Linked DNA regions of Mus musculus: all the other regions are linked to region 2. The links are chromatin loops, found by intact Hi-C in ENCODE. Cell type or tissue: heart. All regions are shown on one strand.

What was found. Hi-C counts contacts between places; a loop is a spot of excess contacts. Peaks named below come from ENCODE experiments on the same cell type or tissue, not always from the same donor. Only the 100,000 strongest peaks of a DNase experiment are listed, where the experiment ranks them.
Region 1: a loop joins it to region 2, with 2.0 times the contacts of the local background. A loop is called at or near these places in 5 of 42 quality-filtered maps.
Region 3: it touches region 2 in a loop (2.2-fold over the local background); 4 of 42 quality-filtered maps call a loop at or near these places.

What each region holds. Positions count from the first base shown.
Region 1 is chr1:90,419,992-90,427,991 of GRCm38, forward strand. The region is part of intron 3 of Gm34992 (a long non-coding RNA gene); the gene reads left to right. Among named protein-coding and RNA genes, the nearest start is that of Gm28722, 80 kb to the right of the region's middle. In heart, no CTCF peak of the experiment used is centred here; a DNase peak (open chromatin) is centred at 4,260; H3K27ac peaks cover 2,340 bases.
Region 2 is chr1:90,491,742-90,499,741 of GRCm38, forward strand. All of the region lies in intron 1 of Gm28722 (a long non-coding RNA gene), which reads right to left. Among named protein-coding and RNA genes, the nearest start is that of Gm28722, 8.2 kb to the right of the region's middle. In heart, CTCF peaks have their summits at 3,528 and 5,955; DNase peaks (open chromatin) are centred at 1,920, 3,600 and 6,030.
Region 3 is chr1:90,407,995-90,415,994 of GRCm38, forward strand. The region is part of intron 3 of Gm34992 (a long non-coding RNA gene); the gene reads left to right. Among named protein-coding and RNA genes, the nearest start is that of Gm34992, 74 kb to the left of the region's middle. In heart, no CTCF peak of the experiment used is centred here; a DNase peak (open chromatin) is centred at 4,797; H3K27ac peaks cover 3,549 bases.

The DNA of each region.
Region 1 (8,000 bases), 72 kb before region 2:
CAACCAGAATGTGAAAGACAGTGTTTTGTTGTTGGTGGTGGTGGTGGTTTTTTTTTTTTTTTTTTTTTTTTTTTGGTTTTTCAAGACAGGGTTTCTCTGTGTAGCCCTGGCTGTCCTGGAACTCACTCTGTAGACCAGGCTGGCCTTGAACTCAGAAATCTGCCTGCCTCTGCCTCCCAAGTGCTGGGATTAAAGGCGTGCACCACCATGCCCGGCTCAGAATGTGAGAGAGTGGGGGACAGGTTGGGGGAGGAGGGGACATGGGACACTGGAAATGGGGGGCTGGGGTCCCAATACCTCTTCAAGGACTCTTCCCCAGTGGCCTAACTTCTTCCCAGTAGGACATACTTTAAAGTCTCTATCATTTCTCAACAAAGTCAGACTGGGGGCCACGTCTTTAAATGCGGCCTTTTGCAGCTGCTTATCCAAACCATAGCAATTTTGGAACATGAGCTGTGGGTGGCAAGAGGCAGCAGAGACTTAAGAGTAAAGCCAATGCTGGTATGGAGCACCAGTGTGGAGCACCAGGGAGCATCAGGGACTCCTAGCCTCTGCTTTCCTGAACTTTTATCTCATTTATTTGCCCTTTGATATCAGAGGAAATAGGGGCTGAGGCCACACCACAAATGACACTATGCAATTGTTTTCCTGTTGAAAATATTTTCATGCTATAGTGATGAGCGGGAGAAAGGTCTAAAGGGGACAAGGCAGACGGCAGGGTGAGACTCTGTGTCCCCAAAAGCCAGAGTACAGGCCAGAATCACAGCAGTCACACCCAGAGGGAAGGTCTGCCCAGTATTTCTCCTTCCGAGGCTTTGTCCACATCTTCTCAGCGACCCCAGGAGTTCCCTTTCTTTCCTATTCATCGACACACATCAGGCCTGAGCACGAAGCCTGACTGTAGCCTGTGAGGGTGACTGACTTTCCTGTTGTTCCAGACAGTTTGTCCTAGTCCCGTCTCTCTTGTGCCAGACCTGCACTTACCTGAGTCCTATTCCCTGACTGGCTTCCTGCCCTGCTTCCCTTCCTCTGAGCTTGGGCGTTTGCATCTGACCTCTTGGGGAGGTCAGTGGCTGGAACCTGCACGGCTCTCTTCCAGGGCTGCTGCTGAAGTCAGGATGGCCTGTTTAGATTTAATTTGAGCTTGAGGAACACCTGAGTCACACTTGCCCTGGAAGTCTCTCCCGGCACCTGAGAGTCTGACTTACCTGGTGACTTAGTCAGGGTTTGTGTTCCTGCACAAACATCAGGACCAAGAAGCAAGGTGGGGAGGAAAGGGTTTATTCAGCTTACACTTCCACACTGCTGTTCATCACCAAAGGAAGTCAGGATAGGAACTCACATGGCAGGAACCTGGAGGCAGGAGCTGACACAGAGGCCACGGAGGGGTGCTGCTTACTGGCTTGCTTCCCCTGGCTTGCTCAGCTTGCTTTCTTATAGAACCCAGGACTACCAACCCAGGGATGGCACCACCCACAATGGGCCCTCCCTCATCCATCACTAATTGAGAAAATGCCTTACAGCTGAATCTCATGGAGGCATTTCCTCAATTGAGGGTCCCTTCTCTGCGATAACCCCAGCTTGTGTCAAGTTGACACACAAAACCAGCCAGTACAGTTACTTTCTGAATGAAATGCAAGGAGGTATTCTGGGATCAAGAGACTGGGGAGGATGGGAGAGTGGAACAGAGGGAAATGGCAGGGAGAAACACAGATGTGGAATGTGAGCTTGGGTGTTATGCAGGTGGTTCATTACCCAAAGCAGTTTTGAGATTTGACATTTGGAGATGCTAGGTCTCTGGGACCTGATCTTCTTCAGGCCCTACAAGAGAGGCTCCTTTCTCTGTGATAACTCTAGCGTGTGTCAAGTTGACACACAAAACCAGCCAGTACATCTGGGTAGCCTGGATTCCTGTAGGCTGACTCTGTGGGCCCTGTGCTCACTCAGTAAGAATACATACCTGTGCTGGATACTGCTCCCAGTCACGGACTTCCCAAGGGTGGACTTCACTGCAGGGTCACCACACCTCTTCTCATCCCTGCTTTAGAAGAACCATCACACTGTAGTGCCAGCCCGCCATTGTGGAGCAGAACAGTCTTCCAGTGAGTGTATGTTTCCTCCCCAAGGCAGTCTACCCCCCAGCTCAGCATAGATAGGCCTGGCTCTGGGCCCAGCAGCAGACACATGCTTATTACAAATGTACAGGGCTCCAAGTAGGCACAAGTCTGCGGCGGTTGTTGATTGGCCAGAAGTTCACAGTATCCAATCAGGAGCAGAGGCTCTCCACATTGGTCTTCTACAGAGCTGCCAGGACAGGTTTTCTTTCCTCTCATAGACTTTCCTCAGTGGTAGGATGCTCGCACAGAGATGTGCAGAATGAGAGGCTGGGTGTGGAAGAAGACAACTAGCTCACATTGTGCCTGACCTCTGAGGGCTGCAGAATGCCACAGACGTGGAGAGGAAGGACTTAAGAAACAGTGTTTGCTAAAGGCCAGCTCTGGTACCACAAGCCATGCATATTGTGCTGGGGCACTGGATGGATGGAAATGCAGCTGGACAGCCATCCCTGGATCCCACCCTGCAGCGGAGAAGGATGCAGCAACCAGAAGTGCAGATAATAGGGAACTAATACTGGTGAGGTGACACCTGTCACCACCCCCGAAATCAGTCTGGCAAGGGGACTTCCAAGTGCATGTCTTACCCTTAAAACATGCTGAGACCAACCGGCGTGTGAAATGCAGGTCCAGTCCAGGCACATGGAAGCAAGCAAGACCTGGAAATTGTGTGTTTGGGCCACATAAATGTCCCTGGTAGTAGGCACACACAATCCATGGCTGTGAGCCTCAGATAGGTGGCTTTATTCCATCTGGAAGGGACAGTGAGGAACTAGCAGGAAAGAGAAGTCAACACTGGAGACAGGGGAGCACCAGGGTTTGTCACAGCTGCTTCTCAGGGCTGACCACCTGGCATGGCTGGGAATGGCTTGCCTTGGTCACTTCTCACAACTCAATGGCTGTTGACCTAGCCCCCTACAATGGGCTGCAGCAGAGGCTCTGAAACATCTCTACACCTCCCCCTACTTGGTGTTGGGAGTGGACCAGGCTTGAACTGGGAAACATGTCAGACATTGAATGTTTCAGGGGTAGGGAGATGACACAGACTCTTTCTTGGGTGAACAGTCTGTTACGCCTCCTAAGAGTAAGAGGACAGCCACATCACACAGGGTCACATAACTCATTGGGGAAGCAAACAGAAAAAATGGGCCACCAGAAGGAATTGGTGTACTCCTTCTGCTTCTGCTTCTGTGAGGTGCTTGAGGGGACGACAATACTGTCGTGGTGTCTAAGATGTAGATGAAGGTGGTGGCTAGGTGGTAGACTCGGGATCCATTTTGAGTGCATTTCGGGACATGCTGAGCACATCTGCAAGGTCCTCGGTCTCTAGGACTGAACTAATCCTGGGAGGGGCAGCTTCTGCCCTACAAGACCCTCAAGATAGCAATGCATCCAAAAATAGAAAATAAAAGCATGAACGACACACAGCGTGACCCAAGGTAGAAGGAGGGCTTTTGCAGGGATAGGGTAGAAGGAGCACTCAGAAGTCAGAGGGCGAGGGATCAATAGAAGTGTGTATTCCCTGGTTCTCATCCCAGTCACTGTCACTTGGCTGAATGACACTGCTTTTATAAGGCAAATGCCACCGTCAGGGCCCATGACTATGCCGAACAACTGAGGGTGAATTCAGAGAAATATTTCTCTAGAAGACAAAATAAAATATGTGTTTGTGTGTGTACACCTGTGTGTTATATGTATATATGTATATGATATGTATACATATTTATGATATACTGTCAATGCCTAAGCAAATGACAATAGCAACCAGGCCTGGGGAGGACTTGCTGACAGAAACTTAGGAAAGAAACAGCCTTGCTATTTGTCTGTTTTCAGTTGTCTGCCCCAGCCTCAGTTACATGGAATTAAACTTGAAGTCTGCTGGAGCTGACAATACGTGAGTCAGGATGTCACTTTCACCGTGTCAGCAAGACAACTCACCCCGAGACACCCATCCCCAGAGTCGCATCGTCTTACGGGCCACATCCCGTAGAAGGAGGATGTGTGTTGGGGGTGGTGCCCCTGGTCTGGAAACCAGAGAAAGAATTGGAAAGGTCAACTCCAGGGAGGTCCTGCAATCTCCATGGTGACATCTCAAGTGACACAGAGGTCACGGAAGGTTGCACTTAAGAGCCACCAAGCAGGGCTGCCAAAGTCTCTGGGAGAAGGTCAAAGGAGGTAATGGAGCAGGAAAATCAGCCGGGGCACAGTCTGGGAGGAGCCAGCAGCCAAGCGTGCGCAGAGGCTCCAGCCTCTCCCTTCTTTTCCATGGGAATCATCTGTGTTTGGGAATCTATGTTTCCTTGTGACTTCTTAGCTGGCTACCCAGACCCTTAACCCTGAATGTAGGCGTGGCCCTTTGGAAGTGGCCCCATTGCTCCCAGTTGGTGGCCTCCCCATTCTCTTCTGTGGCATCCACAGTAGCCACACCTTCTGCTGTGTTTGAAAGGAAAGGGGCCACAGTGACTGGGGCAGCAGGTGCCTTGCACATACCACCAGTGAGTAGATAATTGAGCCCTCAGGCTACTGTGTAAGCTCTGTTTATTATTTCTTCTGTCTGGTTTGTCTCCCCCGGAGGTTTTTGGCTTGAGGTGGGACCTTTAAGAGGTGGAGCCTAGTGCAAGGGAGTGAGGTCATGGAAACATTGCGCGGAAAAGAGTACCTCAGGTCTCATGAGACTTAACTAGTTCCCATCCCCAGGCTCCCGATGGAGAGGAGCAGACATGAGCGCCATGCTCTTGAGATTGCATAGTCATTTTTAGTTAACATTCTTTTCATTGATGAATTGACTGATTGATTATATGTGCACATGCACACATTCCCAGAGATGTGTGTGCAGATGCAGATATAGGTTATGGGGACTGAACTCAGGTGGTCAGGCTTGGCAGCAAGCACTTTAATAGCTAAACTATATCAATGATCCTATTTTTTAAAAAAAGATCTATTATTTTCATGCGTGTGGGGGGGTGTATTATGTGGTGTGTATGTGTGTGCATATGCGAGTATGTGTGTGTGTGTGTGTGTGTGTGTGTGTGTGTGTGTGTGTGCGCGCGCGCGCTGGTGACCATTGTTATGCATTATAATGAGGAGGTGCCTAGCAGGCCCATGCCAAGGTATCTTCCTGAGAAACCATGCTATGTGCAGCAGATCTGGTATAAAGAGGGTTTCTTTGGTGGAAGGGAGAGGAGTGAGGGCCTGGAAAAGAGGCAGAGGTGGACAGATGGGGAGTAGAGCCATGAGGGGGGGCGGGGAGAGACAGAGACAGAGAGACAGAGAGAGATACAGAGACAGAGACAGAGACAGAGAGAGACAGAGACCTCCTGCCTGGAACGTGTGGGAATACAGAGAGCTAGCTGGGGTGGTGAGCTATCATTTTCTATGGTGCCCATACCTGTCAGTGGCAGGTAGTGGCAGCAGATGATGATGTAAGCCATTGCTAGGTCCCTGGGAGGAGCCTAGTGGAATCACCTGTAAGCCAACACCCATGAAGGTTAAAATGGGGCTTTAGATCTCTTAAAGCTGGCGTTACAAGTGTGTGTGAGCCTCCAAATATAGTTCCATAACCTCTTGGAACAGCAGCCCTCGTGGTGAATATTTCACATGCAAACTACCCATGTGGACTGTCATAAACTCCCAAGAAACTGAGGTGGGTCGTGTCATGTCAGGTCCATGAGTCTCATCTCTATCCCATCCCCCAACCCTCCGTGTCTAGGTTGCACTCTGTCACACTCCTGAAGTGCAGCTGACATTTCAAGTGACCTCTTTCCCTTCCCTAGGATGGACCAGGACCTCTGGAGATCAGAACCCTCAGGCTAAAGGAAGAGGAAGGACAGGACCAGAGAGGGACGCACCCAGGCATCTACACACTGCTCTGGTCCCCCAGGGTGGGGTAGGAACAGCCCGAGTTTAACATCCTCCCCGGAGCAGGACCCAGACTGACAATTTTGTTTTCTTGATTCTTGACTACCCTGAGGTCCATGTGATAGACAGATCAAGCCTCAGGGAGGATAAGAGATGGGGTTAGGGCTCTGAGGGTAGATTTCAGCCACTAGGTTCTTAAAGTCAGATCTGCCCAAAAGGTAGGTTTTGTTGGGAGCTACAATGGCTCGGCCTTCTGCACACATTTCCAAAGCCTTTGTCCAGTCAGCATCTCCCTGAGGGTCAGAGCTCAGGGTGAGCCATGGCTTCATCTTCTCCGAGCACCTCCTCCTGTCTGCTCTGCACTTTGGTCTGTCTGCATTTAGGCCTGCTGGTTCCAACCACAAGATAGAATATTTGTTGCTTTTTATTGAGACTGGATCTCACTATGTAGTCTTGGCTGGCCCAGAGCTTGCTGTGTAGACCAGGCTGGCCCAGAGCTTGCTGTGTAGACCAGGCTGGTCTCAAACTCAGACCTTTGCTTGCCTCTACCTCCCGAGTGCTGGCATTGAAGTTGTATGTCACCACCTCCAGCTTAAAAAAAAACGTAGGTTTTTAAAGAGCCTCGCTGAGAGAATGGGGTTTTATCCATACTGGAAAATGCCCACCGGGAAAGAAGAGAAACCAAATGCAGCCCCCAGAGCACAGGAATTCAACTCTGCAGACTTGTAGGCCAGCTGGAGACCATGGGGACAGGTTTCTGACAGACAGACAGACAGACAGACAGACTGAGTAGCACCCACGTATCAGGCAGAATATCTGTCTGCCCTCCCTCTCCCTCAATCCCTTTTGTTCTCTCTCTGGCTGGGCTTTCCTCCTTGTGAGGTCCTAAGAGTTTAAACTGGAGAAGCAAGAGAGCCAGTTTCTTTCTTTTTTTCTTTTTCTTTTTTTTTCTTTTTTTTTTTTTTTTTTTTTTTTTGCATAGATGACACAAGTCAAGCACACACAATCCCAAGTCCGTAATTAGCTGTTCCCTAGGGCCTCCAGCCACGTTCCTGGGAACAAAGTTCCATCCTCTCTTGCTAGCCCTCAAACCAAGCTGGGCACTTCTAAAGACCTCACATTGCAGCTTCCCTAAGCTATCCCCTCTGTGCTGAAAGGAAAGCAGAGAAGGACCACCTCAAGGTCCCATTCAGCATAATAGCAGGCGAGCCTAAAGGCAGGCCAGATCTAGGGTACACCCAGCTTGCTGGTTCCACATGGCTCAGCCTGCCCATTTGCTCAGAATCAGGGTCTAGCATCTCTAGTCCCAGTGACCACTCACTCAGTCCCTGTCCCTGGAGGCAGCCAGAGACAGTGTGCACACACACATGAGCATCTCTGAGCTCCCCAAATATTTACACAGACAAGTGACAGTGGGCTTTGGCCTGCGAAGAGTAGTTCGTGGACCCCTGTTCTAATTTGTGAAACACGAATCAAGAAGGTGCCTAGCATGAAGGAATGTTGAGAAAATGTAAAATGCCCCAGGGCTTAGCACAAAATCTGGCAGACAGAAGTGTGATAAATGGTTGCCGTTAATAAGGTGTGTCCGAAGGCTGGGCCAGCTGCTCCCGATGGGTTCTGTGCTGATGTGCTTTCAGAACCGGGACCTTCCTTCATCCATCCAGGCCACTGCATAAGACGGGGAGGGGCCTGGATGAGCGTTGGATCACCAAAGTCAGATTCATTTTAAAAAGTCCCCGAATGACTTCCATATGCCTAACCATTCTGGGGGCAGAGGGAAACGGAGGAAAACCCACAGGTTCCATTAATGGCTCCTTGAACTCCCTAGATTGTTGTCTGTTCTCATCTTTACAACTCTGCCTCTCATTGGTTTCTCGTCTCACCTACTTCATCTCTCTTCATAAAGCTGCCAGGTAGCTCTGTCTGCTATTCAAGCCCAATAGGGTTCCATGTCATGTTGATGTCTCTTCCCATGACCAAATACCTGAGGAGAAGAAGCATTTCTTTCATAGTTTCATCCTGCTGGGG
Region 2 (8,000 bases):
CAACATCATCTGTGTAAGAGCCAGATGGAGTCCTGGGTTTCTCTGGCCAGCCAGCACAGCTACGACAGTGAGAGAATGAGGAAGTGGGTGATAGATCAGGATAGATCAGGATAGATTAGGATAGACAGCCTCCTGTGGCCTCTGTCTGTGCAACGGGCACAATATGCACACTTGCTTGCACTCACACAACACACACACTACCCAACGTTTTATCACAGTTCTGTATATTGAACCCAGAGCACTCTAAATGTCAAATAACATTTAGTTTAATAAATTGATACGACCATATACTAGAATATAAGGGAGGACATCTAAAACTATATTCTGATGGATTTAAGTGATACCATTAATTTAAAACACATGTTAAGCTGTGCCACGTGCCTTGAAAATCTGTTTAAAGCAAACATTCATAAGTATTTATAAAATATAGTATCAGTACCATACCACAGCAACAGGCTGCTAAGTGAGTCGGCTATCCTGGAGAAGAAAATCATGTGACTTACAGAAGCCTATTGGGTTCACTCTAGTTTAAATGCTAATGGGGAAACAAGGAAGAAAGCAGCAAGTTCTTAAGATGGACACTGAGAGCACTCAGTGATAAAGCAAAAACTAAGATTAATATTTAGCTATCACAAGAAGAATAAAGACCACAGGGAGGCGGTGGTCCTGCTGTCTGACATGATTCCAAGAGTGTTAAGGGACAAGAAAGCTGGGCCACCTGACTTGAGCCTTTTTACGGTCTGAACTTGAAGCTTGATGAGGTCACCCACAGTAGGCCCTTTTCTTTCTTCCAGAACCCTCTAAGACTGCTTTTATAAAAAACCAAACTGGGTCCCCTCTATTGTCTTAGCGCCCTCATGGGGTCTCAGGGTGGAGACATGGAACGTGAGGACTTCCTGGCCCTCTGTAATTCCCTCTCCAGACACTTAGTGTCTCAATGACATGAGACAGGCTTCAAGGTGATGTATTTTATAAAGCCAAGTATATGTTTTGTAGAGCATGGTACATACAGTGGGAGGGGGTACCTCAGCAAGCCCATGCTGAGGCATCCCCCGCCCCACCGAGGTACCAGCCATATGAGGTTGAAGTTCTAGTATAGAGTAGAATTTATTAGGGGGCATGGGAAGGGGACTTGAGAAAGGAGGAGAGGCAGAGAAAGAGAAGAGAAGAGAGGAGGGTGGCTAGAAGAGAGAGAGAGAGAGAGAAGGGAAGGGGGAAGGGGTTCAGAGAAGGAGATGGGGTTCAGAGAGAGAAAAGGGACAAAGACTGAGAGAGAAAGAGAGAGAGAGAGAGAGAGAGAGAGAGAGAGAGAGAGAATGAGAGAGAGAGACCCAACAGTCCCTTTTATAGCAAGCCAAGCCTACCTGGCTGTTGCCAGGTGACTATTGGGTAGAGCATAGAAAGAATGCCAACACAGAGTTCATAATCTTAGAGCAGGGGTAGCAAGCAGGAGCTCACTGTCTGCATGACTCCAGCCAGTGGCTGTGTACTGTTCCCATTCCACAGAGAAAGCTGCATTTAAACATGGCTAGAATGTGCAGGCCCAGCCCAGAAGCTCAGAATGGGCAGTGACACCTGGTCTCAAGAGAGGCAGAGACCTTGGGAGGGAGCTGGGCTGTCCCTGTCCACTTCAGACTCTTCCCCATTCTTCCTGCTCCTGCTCCTGCTCTGTCAAGGGCAGATTGGAGCCACAAGAGGCTGGCAAAGGAAAGATGCTGTTTGCATTGGGACAGGACCTTCCCAGCTTGGCCTGCCTCTGATCCTCTTCCCTCCTAGTGACCTCTTTGAAAAGCCCTGGCCCTTTCCAAGGTCTGGGAAAAATAGGCAAGGAGTGCGCACAGGGCCACCTCCTTTTGGGAGGCTTTTCCTCCCTTTCATGTGGTAAAGGATCCAGCTTGGGGGCCCCATTGTGTAAACGCTTTAATTGCCTCTCTAATACAAACCAGAGCAGAAGCATCCATCCAAGAATGCTTGTTTGGATTCGTTACCAGTTTCAAAGGGGAACCGGGATCCCTCTCTTATCTGCTTTTGGATCAGCTGAAGGCTGCACTTGTTTAAAGAGGGTTTAGCGGAAGACACAGCGAATTAGCACTGTTCCCACCCTGGGCCTTGGAAGGCCGTTTGCTCTAAAGATCACTGCTGCTCGACTCTTAATGGGTGAGGAAATACAGACTTCTGGGAATGGCTCCTGGTCTGCAGCTGGTGGCCTGGAGGAGGTTGAGAAGAAGGGTCTTCCCACACTCCCTCTACCACCCAAAATGGGAGAGAAAAAAATGGAGCAAGGGAAACAGACCATCTGCTCCACCCAAGATGGACCCGGTGCAGAGAATGTGTTGTGGGACTGGTAATCTTTATGCTGGAACCGTGGACAAAGCTAAGCTTGATCAGGTACCACCGCCATCTGAACACACACCACAGAAAGCCCATCTCTTGCACTGTGACAAGCAGAGTTTGAAGTTTCCCCCTTTAAACCAAGAAATGTGTGTCTAATCCATAGTTTTCAAGTGTGCCTGAGACTACTTATCTTGAGGAAGAATCACAAGTGCCTGGAAGTAGCCAAGACTCCTTGGATAGTCTCACTCCAAACAAGACTACTCAAAGAACACATTCAGCTGTCGAGGTAGCTGTGGACTGAGCCTTGAGGCTACTATGGGTGAATGGTATCTCTGGCCAGGATCCTAGCCCTGCTTTTTTGTAACCCCACTGAGCCACTGATTTGGGGGCATCTTCAGTGTTTGCTTCCCTAAAGATGTAGTGGGAACGCTGTTGGTATCAGGATCTCCGAAACCTATGACATCACATAGGCGACAGCTTGACCCGCATACCTGTTGCCAAGGCAATAGTCACCATAGTCCCAGAAACCACTTGACTCACCTCCCACCTTTACCTGTGGCTATGTCACCATCCATATATAAAGGAAGGCCCCTCTGATCTCTCTCTCTCTCTCTCTCTCTCCTCTCTCTCTCTCCCCTCCTCCTCCTCCTCCTCCTCCTCCTCTTACTCTTCTCCCTCCTCCCCCTTCTCTTTCTGCTGCCACTTTGCCCTCTTCTCTCTCAATAAACCTCACGTGGAACTGTTTGGCCTGGTGTGGTCTTTCTGGAGCCACACAATGATCACAACAAATACCACAAACAGAAAGCCCTTGACCTTGAAAGCTTTCTGCCCTCCCCATCCTTTTCTACCAGTCTGATGGGCACTGCTCTTAAAGCAGGGAAAGCAAATTCAGAGGGCTAGAAAACAAAAGGCTTTCTTGGAATCTGGACCAACTGAGATATCCTTTCTACCATAGGAATTCCTGGGGACAATTATTGCAGGTAGAGGAATACCCACCACTTTATTGGATGAGATGTTCCAGGGACATCTCCTTAAGAAAAAGTTTGTCTAAAAATTCTCTCTCCTGTTCGGAGGGTTTGGTGTCTGTAACAAGATGTGCTAAGCACACATTTTGGCATGGAAATGGATCTCACACTCCAGAAAACCAATACTAAGCCAGAAACCCTACAGTTGGTTCCCGCTTTTGTCTGACCCGGTTCTTAAAACAACCTAAGAGTGTCTCTCCAGGACCAGGAATCAGAACTCCCAGTGTGCTCTGCCCTTGCTCTGTCCTCTGTTCGGAAGACTCAGAGCGGTGAAGTCTTGGCTGATGGCAACTCAGCTCCATTCCCATCTCTGCGTGAGAGCTACAGTTATCTGCTGGCTCAGTCCCTCAGTTGGATGCTCCATAAAAATTCCGAGCTTGCCATTTCCTCCGAGATGAATGCCAATCGCCTCTTTGTTTGTCTACTGATGTAAAACATAAGATAGCTCTTAACTGAGGATTTCCGTAACTTAAAAACGTTTACGGAGATTTTAGTTTTAAAATGGATGTTCAATGCATTAGAACATTAAAATAAGGTTTCTCCAACCCTAACCCTAACTGTAGATCTATCCCTGACAGCAAGCCAAGCCCACACTTTCCCTTGAACTTGGACTCTGGGCAGGGAACGCAGAACCTATCTATGCACAGTCCACTGACAATTTTACAAAGCATCATGGACTGTCTGTAGTCTGGCATGTCACCCTATGAAAATATGTCTCTAAACGAAAAACTAATGGTTTTGTTTTATTTTTATAGTGAATGGGTTGTAGAAAGCCAGGAGGAAATTCTGCCTTCCAGACTGCTTATTTTACTTGGGAAGGGAAAATGCCTCGCTAATGGTGTCCTTGAAGGCGACCTGAGCCAAGGAGAAGGAGCATTGCCAAGTTTAATGGGGTAAAAATTCCTAAGAGCAATAACAGCAAATTATTTTTGGGAGTAATGCCCACTACCACCATAATTATTTATTAAGACTGGGAAGTCACCATCTTCAATTCACAATGACAGAGAAAACAGAGTGAAATGATCAGCACATGGTAGGCTGGGCAGCAAAGCACCCCTCCCAGACAGCAACAGTCACCAGTGCTTAGCGGCAGACCGTTTAACCTCAAAAGATGAAGACGTCAAAACCAACAGCATCTAAGTTCAGGGGCCTATAGCAGTGCATCAGTGCATTATCTATGAAGAATGATTTTCAAAAACTGCGGAAAGTAAATTAAAAGGTCCGCATTCTCGAGGCAGTCATGTTGAGGGGAGAAAATATGTATAGCTGTGCAGAAGGATTCGCCAAAAGGGTTTTTATGAACTTGGCAAAAAAATAAATAATTTTGAAAAGTATCCAGAACAATTGGCTTGAACTTCTAAAAGACAATCTGAGACACAAGTGTACCACAGACGACCGTTGTGGTCTTGTCTCGCAGTTATTAAAATGTGTTTTAAGAGTGACGTTCATGGGTTTGTTAGATTGTTGGATAGGCGTCTGAGGGACACGTCGAATATAGGGCACAGTGTGGAAGAGAAGGAGATTGCACACAGCACAGACAGCCCCATGTGCAACGTGACATGCCCAGAGCCACATTTAATAACAGGAAATATAATTAGACAAAGTGGGTTTAATCACATGGTTGATTTAATGCCATATAACAAGCCAAACTGTCATCATTTCAGTGTATGATTGACCAAAAAAAAAAAAAAATCACTGATGAGAGTTTTGGGTTTTGCATTCTGATTTTTGTTTTTGGTGTATGGAAGGCTTTGACCTCTGAACTATCTTCTTTCAGGTGTTCAGTGATAACGGTGACTAGGGGAAATTATAACTTCTGTGGTAGTCTGAATGAAAAAGGACCCCATAGGTTCATAGGGAGTGGCACTTCTAGAAGGTGTGGCCTTGTTGGAGGAAGTATGTCACTGTGGGTGAGCTTTGAGGCCTCAGAAGCTCAAGCCAGACCCCAGTGTCACTCTCTCTTCCTGCTCTCTGCAGATCCAAATATAGAACTCTCAGCTACCTCTCCAGTACCATGTCTGCCTGTGTGCCACTGTGCTTCCTGCCACAACGACAGTGGACTAATGGAGTAAACCTCTGAACTGTAAGCCAGCCCCCATTTAAATGCAGTGATTACAGTGTCTCTTTATAGCAACTAAAATCCTAAGAGAACCTTATATTATACATCACAGGCTGGTGAATTTTATGTGTTTTTACATCATTAAGAAGAAAAGTGTGCAAGGAGATTAGGTGAATGGTATGATGTCCCCATAATCATTTGAAGATTCTAGAAGCCAATCACAATGAATCAAAATCACATTGCAAGTCATTAGATGCACTAAGGTCTAGACAAAATAGATTATAAGTAAAACCCAAGTCAGAAAAGCCAATTGTCAAGAAGACTGGGTGGCCCTGAGCATCCGGAGGCCTGAGACGTCAGATGTTATGAGCTGGGCTGCCTGTATACTGGGCAAGTCCTAGGAAGGTGGTTTGACATCCATGGCCCAGGGCTCAAAAAACATAGACTGTCTCAAGAGTGATTCAGACAGCTGCCTGCATCAGGCAGCCCTGGTGGGGTGAGGCAGCATACAGAAGTTTCCAGGCAATGATCCATTTTGGAAGTCCAGAAGGGTGTTGACCAATGTTGGAGAATTTGTCCAGAGTGACCAGAGCCCTGCCAAGGAAACTCCACCCAGAACTGGAGCTGTGCCCTGGGAAGGAGGCCACAGGGAGTCAGGCTGTCCTAAGACCTACCAAGGTCTTGGGGGAGGTGCCAATCCTGGAAGAAGGGATGTTCTCAGGACCTCAGACACTCAGTCCAGACAGAGAACAAGGTGAGGTGGATGCCTGAGGAAACAGAAACTGAAACAGGGAATTGCCACAGGCCACCCCATGTGCCACCAGATTGCCTCAGGGAAGTCCTAACTCACTCTGCCTCTAGTTAGACTGGGGACACGGTTTAGAGGAGTAATGGAGGTTAAATTAGGCCATGTGGTAAGCTCAACTGGAATTGTAAGACTCTGGGGAGCCTTAGCTTACTGGAGACTCCCTGAGTGAACCACATGAAGACAGGATCGATGCAAAAAACAAGAGGAATTTATTGTTCCAGTGCACTGGGGTCGTCCCAGACCCGAAGGAGAGGCGGCGACCCCAAGCACCAGCTCAGTTTTTATATGGTTTCTAAGGGCAGAACAGAGAACAACTAGGCACAATATGATTGGTGGAACAGTGCACCCTTTAAACTGATTGGTCTTTAGGGAATGAGGTGACAAGGACTTTCCTTGTCTGAAGGTGAGCAATGGTCAGTCCTGTGGAATGTGTCCCCACCCACAGGTCAGGTCGGTCCCAGCCCTTTGGTCTGAGAAATGCTAATTAGCCTTCCCCTTCTGGAGGGGCGAGTGTTTCATGACCTTCCCAAAGTTCCTGAGCTGACGACCTTTTCAGAAGCAGAAATTGGGACACAAATTCACATCATAATATGTTATGAAGACACAAGCATGGCAGCCACCGACATGCCCAGGAGACAGGAGAATCAGCACCTGATCTCTGTCATCCAACCTCTGAACCCTTGAGAATATGCATGATTAGTGTTTAAACTGCTTCATCTGTGGTGCTCTGTTGTGGCTTCCCTAACACACCCTAACACTGGAGCAGAAACAGATTACCACACCTTGGGGATCACCCCCAAGAATGCAGGAAAAGACTCAGCAGGAGCATAGCACCATGGCACAAAGCCCTGTGAACTTCTTGGGCAAGAGTATCCTCATTTGAAGATCAAGAATCAGTGCTAATCCCTGCCTCGAAAGCCTGCAGCCAGTACCATACAGGGACAATGTGGAGTATGGCAGATCAAAGCTAGGGTGCTCAGCTGAATTCAAATTTTAAATAAGCAATCATTTTTAAGTACAGTTCCCAAATATTGCAGCAAACATACTTCTTTTGAAGAATTATGAAGGGGCCTGTGTTAAAATAAGCAGACATTCCGATTGTAAGAAAATCATCTGCATTATCAGCTTTAACTAAAAGTTATAGATGAACTTTTCTCCTTGGTAGGAGGGCTTCCGGGTCAGCAAGACACATAGGTAGCATGAGTTTGATCACCTGAATTTAGTCCCTGGAAGCCACATGATAGAAAGATGGAACTGTCTCCTATGGAATGTCCTTTGCCCCCTAGATGTACACTGTGGCTCATGTATACCTGCCCTTGAGCATGTGTGTGCTTGCACGCACACACATACACACACACACACACACACACACACACAATAATAACAACAGCAATAATAACAATAACCACAACAGAACAAAGTCAATTATAACAGGGATTAAAGAAAACTTTCAAAATACCTAAAAGAGGAAGAGAGTATGGTTCAACCCGTACTGCTTGTGGTGCTTTGAATGAGGATGTACCCCATATGGTCCTGTATTTGAACACCCGATCCTTAGCTGGCAGTGCTGTCTGGGGAGGTTTAGGAAGTAGGTCTTTGTTGAAGAAAGTATGTCACCAGAGGTGGATTTGAGAGCTAAACAACTCTGGACACTTCCAATTCACTGCTTCTTGCTTAAGGCTCATGATGTGAGCTCCCAGCTTCCTGCTCTTGCTGCTGTGTTTGCCTCTTGCTGCTATGCTCCCCACCATGTTGGACTCAGCCCCATGGAAGT
Region 3 (8,000 bases), 84 kb before region 2:
CTTCAAATAAAATTAGCATATGCAATTAGAGACTAAGATTCAGATATGCAGCAGAGTGAGAAGATGAAGTCAGCCTGGAGATATTTGTAGGTAGCATATCCACAGAAATGGTTCCCCTGAGGGGACCTTGACCTTCAGTGTGTGGAATGGGATACTAAGTCCAGGTAGTTAGTGCCAAAGCTGAAGAACTCTGCCCTTCCCTTGGATGGGGGGAAATCTACCAGGTAGGTGATAGCCTCAGAGCTGAGTGGGGAGGTAGGAAAGCCAGTTGGTGTCAGCAAAGATTGCAGACCCAAGCCCTGGAATGCTAGTAAAACTGTAGGTTCAAACTGTAGACCAGATCACATGGGCTAGATTCCTCATTTACGGAGAGCCTTAGTAAGACTTGACACCGTTAGAATCTGAGAACTCTTGGACATCTTAAAGCTCCGTGCCAGGTGTAAGCAAGCAGAGACTGGGAGGGAAACCTCTTCCCACCCCACCCCACCCCAGACATCCCCCTGCGCTTCCTGCTGGTATTCCTTGTCAATGTTTGCACTACGGTCTGGCCCATGCCATCCATTCAGTACCGAGCTATGCTTTCTTCATCATGGTCATAGACTCGTCTAGAATGGAGAGCCACGTGTTTCCTTAAGCATCCTTTCTCCCCGAGGATTGCTTACAATATTTCCAGTTTGTCGTTGTTATTAATTACACATTGTGCTGAAAAGCTTTGTCTCTGGAGCTCTTACGGGGTTTGTTTGTAATACCTCGGGCTTCCCAGAAGTTAGCTAACTCAGCCTGTCTGCACAGATGGCTGCAGAGCGCCCGATGAAGAGCCGACCGCTGGTTGCCTAAGAGACCGTGTTCCTATACCTTCTCTGGCGGTGCTGTTTATTTTTTTAAACTTTGTTAACTTGATAGGTCAAAATGGTATGTAATTATTTTAATTTTATTTATCCCATCCCCAATGTTGCAGGAAATCTGCCCAAGTGTCTGTTTACTAATTGAGTTTCCTTTGTGAATTCCTGGCTCATGACCCACAGCCCTTCGGGTTGGAAGAACATGCCATTTTGCTGTGCAATGAACTCCCTAACAAAGTATTTGGAAAAAAAATTGCTATGAAACCATGTTATTTTTTAATGGCATCAGCACTTAAAATGATTATCTGGACAAAATATGAGCACTTTTTTCCCCTTAATCATTTATTTTATTTTTTGAATGTAGAAGGATTATCCGGATGCTGGGGTTTTGTTTTCTTACGGAGATAGATAATTTAAAAAGTCCTTCTTTAAGCCATCTAGGCATATTTTGATGTGTGGTATGAAGTCATCTAAACAAATTATTTTCCTAAATGTCATTGTTCCAAAATTATCTACAAAAGAAATTTCCCCTTCCTGTCCCCATGTCCTGGGATAGTGGCTCTAGAAGTCCTCCAAAGACGATGGATGTCACCCATGGGCAGGCCTGTGCCTCACAGCTCAGCAGGGCGCTCAGACTTCCTGGAGTTTGAGAACAGCTACTAGAAACACTCAGGGAGAGCTGGGGGGATAGCTCAGTGGTGAGAGCAGTTACTGCACAGGCCTGAGAACCCTGGAACCCAAGTAAAAGCTGGTGTGGCCACACACACACATATGTGACCACAGGACTGTGAGGGGCAGGGGGTTATTGGCTGCCATCTTGGCTCTAGTTTCAGTGAGAGAGACCCTATCTCACGGAGTAAGGAAGAGAACAGAAAGGATACCCATTGTTCTCTTCAGACCTCCATGTGTACTTGGGCTCAGAAACACCTATGTACACATACACAAATCTATGTACACATACCAAAACATACATACATTTATATGTACATGCATATACACACATATGTACACATATATGCATACACACATGCAAGTATGCATGCACAAGAAAAATATGCAAGAGCTGACCTAGGCATGTGCTTGTGGTCCCATCTACTCTGGAAGACTATGGTGCGGAAGACACGAGCTCAGGAGTTCAAGGCTAGCCTGTGCAACCTGGTTCGATCCCCATCCCCAAAACAAAACAAAGCAAACAAAAGACAAAGCAAAACCAGAAACAACCAACTGCAGAAAGGAGGTAAGGCTTCAAGTGGCAGATAAAAGCAGAGCAGTCTTGGCAGGACTGGTATAAGTGGTCTCTCCCAAGCCTGCAGAGACCAATGCCCGGTCTCCATCACTTCCGATGGCTCCTGTGCACCAGGAGCCTCTTCTCTCTAAGATGACCACAAAGCTTTGGGTCGTCTGAGTTGATCACATCAGCACCTTCCTGTCTACACAGGTACCAGGTGTCTCAAACCATTAGTTGGTCTCATGGTCCCTCACTTGGGAATCTCCAGAACTTCCTGAGGTAGCCCTCACCCCCTCTTCTACCTGGCAATACCTGTTTCTTGATAATTGGCTATGGAAGTCCCTCATCAGGAAGCTTGGGACTTCCCTCCTGGATTAAGTATCTGTCCAGCAACCTAATGATCAAGTATACATGATCATATGTATATAATATCATATGTGTACATCATCATGACTTCCCCCTCTATAGATGGCACCTCTTTATAAACAGGATGTTTTACTCCCTATAGCCCCAACTGTAGAATTTTCAGGAATGATACAGAGTATATGAATAAACGCGGAAAAGAAAACGGTTTGAACCACGTCTTGCAGTCTTCAACAACCCATGCCCTCCTGATAAGCATAAAAGTTGTGCGGCCCATTAGTTCCACCCCAGGCTGAGCTCCGGGGTCTTCACTGCACTCTTCTGCAGACACCACCAGACTCCTCTACTACCCAAGACACTTTTCTCAAACTTGGATCCTAGAGACTATGTCATGACATAAGCTATAAATTGCTTTGTTGTCCAGCCGTTGAACACAGACTATTTGTGCAAATACCCTGTTCTTCCAAGCCCTCAGAACCTCTAGGGCCTTTGAAACACCAAGACTCTGACAGCTCCTGGGCTGGTAGCAGACGCTAGACAAAGATGCTTGGGCAGAAGCTCAGGAACCACCTCCAGAAACGCATGGACTCCCCGGCATTTGGAGGAGCCTTGGAGGGAGCCTTAGGGCGCTGTAACTCATCTCCCCTAGCCTGGGTGAGCTGGGAGTCACCGTCACCATGGAAAAGAGGATGAGAATGGACCCTGTGCCTCCCGTGTATGCAGAAGGCAGAGGCAGGCACAGCCATCTCTGGAGGAACCAGCCTTTGGAAAGAGCTCACAGGCCTACGATTTGGGACAGGTACAAGGATCCTTCTGTACTGTTGTCCTTAGCAGAAAGGTGACACAGGAAGCCTGCACTTGTCCAGTAAAGCTTGGGGGTGGGAGCTCACTTGTCACAGGAGGAACATGAATTAGGATTGGAGATCTTGACTTTGGGGGTGCTGAGGAATGGGTAGGGGAGTCTGTGGGTCCAAGTGGAATGATGTATTGCATTCTTGGTCAGTGATGGACAGGCTGAAGGCCTGGCACAGAGCCCCCGGACTTCTCAAAGCGCATTTTTCTCACCAACATGGAGGGCAATAAAATAAGATCAGAAGTGGCCTCTAAGGCCCAGCACTTTCTTCCGTTTGTGGCAACAGAGGACACTTCTAAAAATATCTACCCATTTCACACGAGCCATGTAAAAATAAAAGTTTAAGAATGGCCATGCCAATGAACTGAGACATTCTTGGGAGGAAAAATCTCATGTGCCAAATATAAATTGAAAAAAGGAGAAGATACGATGAATGGCCCAAGTAGGGTCATGTGTCTCCAGGGTCTGAGGATGGCCATGTTGGCAGCTGCTACTTGTAGGCTCACCTCTTTTGTGCCCGTAGGTGTTTCTGGCTTTGCTTGCTTTGGGTTTTTGAGATGAGGGTCTCACTAGGTTGCCTGGGCTGGACTTGAACTCCTGGGCACAACTGATCCCTTCCCTCAGGCCTTTGGAGTAGCTGAGATCAGAAGCTCATGGCTCTCTCCAGGTCATCGTGGTCTCTCTCTCTCTCTCTCTCTCTCTCTCTCTCTCTCTCTCTCTCTCTCTGTGTGTGTGTGTGTGTGTGTGTGTGTGTGTGTGTGTGTGTGTGTGTGTGTGTGTGTGTGTGTGGTTATGGTTATATGTACCTGTGTGTGCCTGTGTTCATGTGCACAGAAACACAGACACTGAGGAGGACTGAGAATTGTTGGTGTCCTGCTTTGTACTCTCTTCCTTATTCCTTTGAGACAGGGTCTCTCACAAAACCTGGAACCAAGATGGCAGCCAGTATACCCCACTGCCCCTCTGCTGCTCACAGCTCTGGGGTCACATATGTATGTGCAGCCACACCTAGCTATTTACTTGGGTTCCAAGGTCCTCCTATTTGTGCAGCAAGTGCCCTCACCCATTGAGCTTCCCAGCTCCTCCTCTGTGTTTGTAATGCTGTTCTCAAACTCCAGGAAGCCTGAACATGCTGGTGAGCTGTGTCTTAGTGTGTGTGTGTGGCACAGGCCTGGCCAAGGGTGATGCTGTCGCCAGACATTGTCTTTGGACAATAAGCAGAATAAGGTTCAGAATGGCCACAGCCATCGCTATTGCTCTGAACACAGCAGGATTCTGCAGGGTGGGGGATCTGATTCTTTGTCAATGAATGCGCAGGAGCCCTGACAGCTACCTGCTGCTCTGTGCAAGCATGCATGCACGAGCCAGTGGCTAGCTAATACTCCCTTTTCCCTCGGCGCTTGATGTGAGTCCCTCCCAATGTCAAGGGCACTGGGGTCCCAGAGTAGCAGCCTCATTAGAAGCCTCTCTCTGCCAGCACCTCAATCAAGTATAGTCATTAATTTCCTTTCCAACGTTGAGCTCATGGCCCAGCCAACCTTGCCGCCCCATTCTCATCTACAAGGAATTTGATTAAGGACAGATTAGCTGGAGCTCTGCTTCCCTTCACAGCCCAAGGGGCAGAAAGGTCATAAGCTCTGCTGCACGGTACATCCTGTGGGCACTATAGGAAACTGCTGAAGGTGGAGCTCGGCACTCTCCCAGAGTCCTATTCAGGAAGTGATGTTGTCCTTACTGGTGCTCTGGCTGCAAATACCATGGAAACTCCATCATCTGAAAACACCGATGCCTTTGCAGAGTTCCACTCTTGGGCAGGGCACTCATCTTATCTTGCTTGGGAAATACACATCACTCCACAGAAAGGTCATGGGAATAAGAGATTGCTGAATTCCAAATATCAGAAAATAACAGACAGCATAGGCTGGAGGGCTCTTATCTAGACTGCTTAGGACCAGAGTGCTTTCAGGTTTTTAAAAATTGCATATAGATAGGAAGACAGCTTAGGGATGGGATCAGGTGAAAAAACAAGCCATTTATATTTCAATTTACCTGAAGCTACTTCAGTATGATATGTGTCTTCGATAGAGTTTTATTTCATGAAGAGGCACCATGACCACAGTAAGTCTTACAAAGAAAAACATTTAGTTGGTGCTGGTTTGCAGATTCAGAGATTTAGTCTGTTGATATCATGGTGGGAAGCATGGCAGCATGCAGGTAGACACCGTGCTGGAGAGGGAGCTGAGAGTTCTACATCTGGATAGGCAGGCGGCAGGAAAAGAGAATGACAATGGGCCTGGCTTGAGCATCTGAGACCTCCAAATCCGCCTCCTAGTGACACACTTCCTCCATCAAGGCCAGACCTAATAGTGACACTCCCTATAAGTCTATGGGGTCCATTTTCATTCAAACCTCTCTATTATGTAAATCTGCTCCTTAGCTTTGTCCCATCCCCCTAGGGTAGTTGCGGCAATTTCTACTCATGGAACATCATGACTGTGCTTAAAGCATTTCAGGGTTTTTTGTTGTTATTGTTGCTTAGATTAAGGATGTTCGATTGAATTCTGGATGATCTGAGGATCAGCCAATGACTCCTGGTTCCCTCTGAAGCTGAGGAAGCCTGGTACAAGTTTCACACATCACAAGGACCATTCTCAGAGCCAAGATGTACCAAGTGCTTCTTCCTCGGTTTCCTCTTAGTTGTGGGTCGTCTGATGAGTTAGATGCACGGCAGCCTGTTCCTTCTTAGATCCTCCAATAAGCATCTCTGTCCAAGCATGAAAATTCTGGCTTGGCTATATGGCTAGGGAACTCCAGCCTGGGAAGAGCAGGAGCTGTCCTGTTAGAACAGGCTTCTTCCAGCATTGGTTGCATACTTTTGAAAATATTGCTTCTTCCCTGTGAATCAAAATGAGGCACAGAGACCAAAGCAACCCAGCTTGTGGGCAGGAACTCAGAAAAACTGACCCTTGGTTGTCATTATCTTTACACATAATCTGTGTGTCCCCTCTGCCACTGTCCTGGCTGGGGTTTGATCCTTTGCCATCTATCCCTGATCCACACTCCTCTGCACTTGCCCAGCACCAAGATGGGCATCAACACAATGCACACTGAGCAAAGGATAGGATTTGAACTAATGTCTAATAGGAGTTGCCCATTGTCCTTGTGCCCTCCTCTCTCCCACTCTCAGTCTCCTTAGCTGTGTTGTCTTGTCTCAGCATGGAAGCAGCCACTGTGAAGGATAATTAAACAGGGAACCTGCTGAGAGTTAATCTGAAATAGATATTATTACCCTGTGCCCTAGAAAGAGGGGCATAGATACAGGGTAGTAAGTGGCACCCTTTACACATCTCACACCGAGTCTTTCTCCAGCATGCTTGCTGTAGACCTCAGCCTCTGCCCTGAGCATCCTGAGGTCTTGGGAATAAACTCATTCCTATTCTAGTCTCCATTGGCAGTGCCCATGATGACCCCGGCATGCACTCTGCTATTATCTCTCTGACCTTCTCTGGGTATCAGTTCCCTGGTTGCCACTCAGCTAGTCAATGCCGATACTCCATGGGCCATTCTTTGACTTCTGGATAATTCCCTGGGTGGCCTGAGGCCTCTCTGTCTGCTCAGCCTCAGGTAGAAGGCCTGTGCCATGTCCTTCCCGGCAGGGAACTCAGCTGCTCAATCTGTGGACCAGGTGGTGACTTAGTAGGTCACAGAGGGAGATGCTAGGAGTGTGATTGAGGTGTGTGGGGGTGGAGAGACAAAAGCTAGAGGAAGCCCAGAGAGAGCCTGAGGGCTTGAAAGGCACCTGGATTTTGGAGACAGAAAGGGAGGACTTCATGACTCTTCGTAGGGTGGTAGTGAGGCACAGCAGTCCATGACATCCACACAAGTGTAATCTGAGGCATAGCAGTGCCTCCCTGTCCTGAGATAACTGTAGGTGTCTGGTATCTCTCTGGCCATCACCTATGAGCTTATCTGGTTAGTAAGAAGCCCTTGTGGACATCTGGAACTGGGCCGCAGAAAGACTTTATGTATGCTAACATTCTAAAGTACAGTGTAACTTTTAATGGTTCTCTCCAGCAACCCTGTAAGTTGGTCTTATTTTCCCATTAAATCTAAGTTATATGTGAAGTCACCAGAGGAAAAGTTTGCTAAGAGCTCCACTCAAAGATGCAGGGCCACTGTCCTTGGTGGTCCCTGACACAACAGGGAATCTTGGGCAAATCTCACCCAAGCTGACTTCAAGATGAGGGTCAGGGGGAGATGAAGATGAAGGGAAGTAAGAAAGCCAGCAGCCATTACATACTTAAGACAACTGGCTGCTTAAGAAACCTGAAGCTAAGTTGACTAGACAGCTGCTTCCCAAAGTAACAGGTCACACTACAGTGGTCAGGACCCGGGCCTGACCTTTCAGTGACCCAGGCAAGCTAGGTAGGGAGGTGAAGACATTGCCTAGCTTTGTATTTGAAAAGAAAAGGCGGGGATGGGGGGAAGGTTTGTAGGCTAGAGTCCCACCACAGTCATGAATAGAGCTCTTTCCCTCATGTGGGCTGCTTGAGATCCTCCAAAGGCAAAACCCACCACTGGGTTGTGAGTTTTAAAGCGTTATTCAGCCTATTAACAAGTACACAAATCCTGGCCACTGTGTCTGTGATGAACAAGTTGTGGTCAAACAGGGGAGTGATACGTCTGTAGGGAGTAGAACACAGCCCAGTGTTTG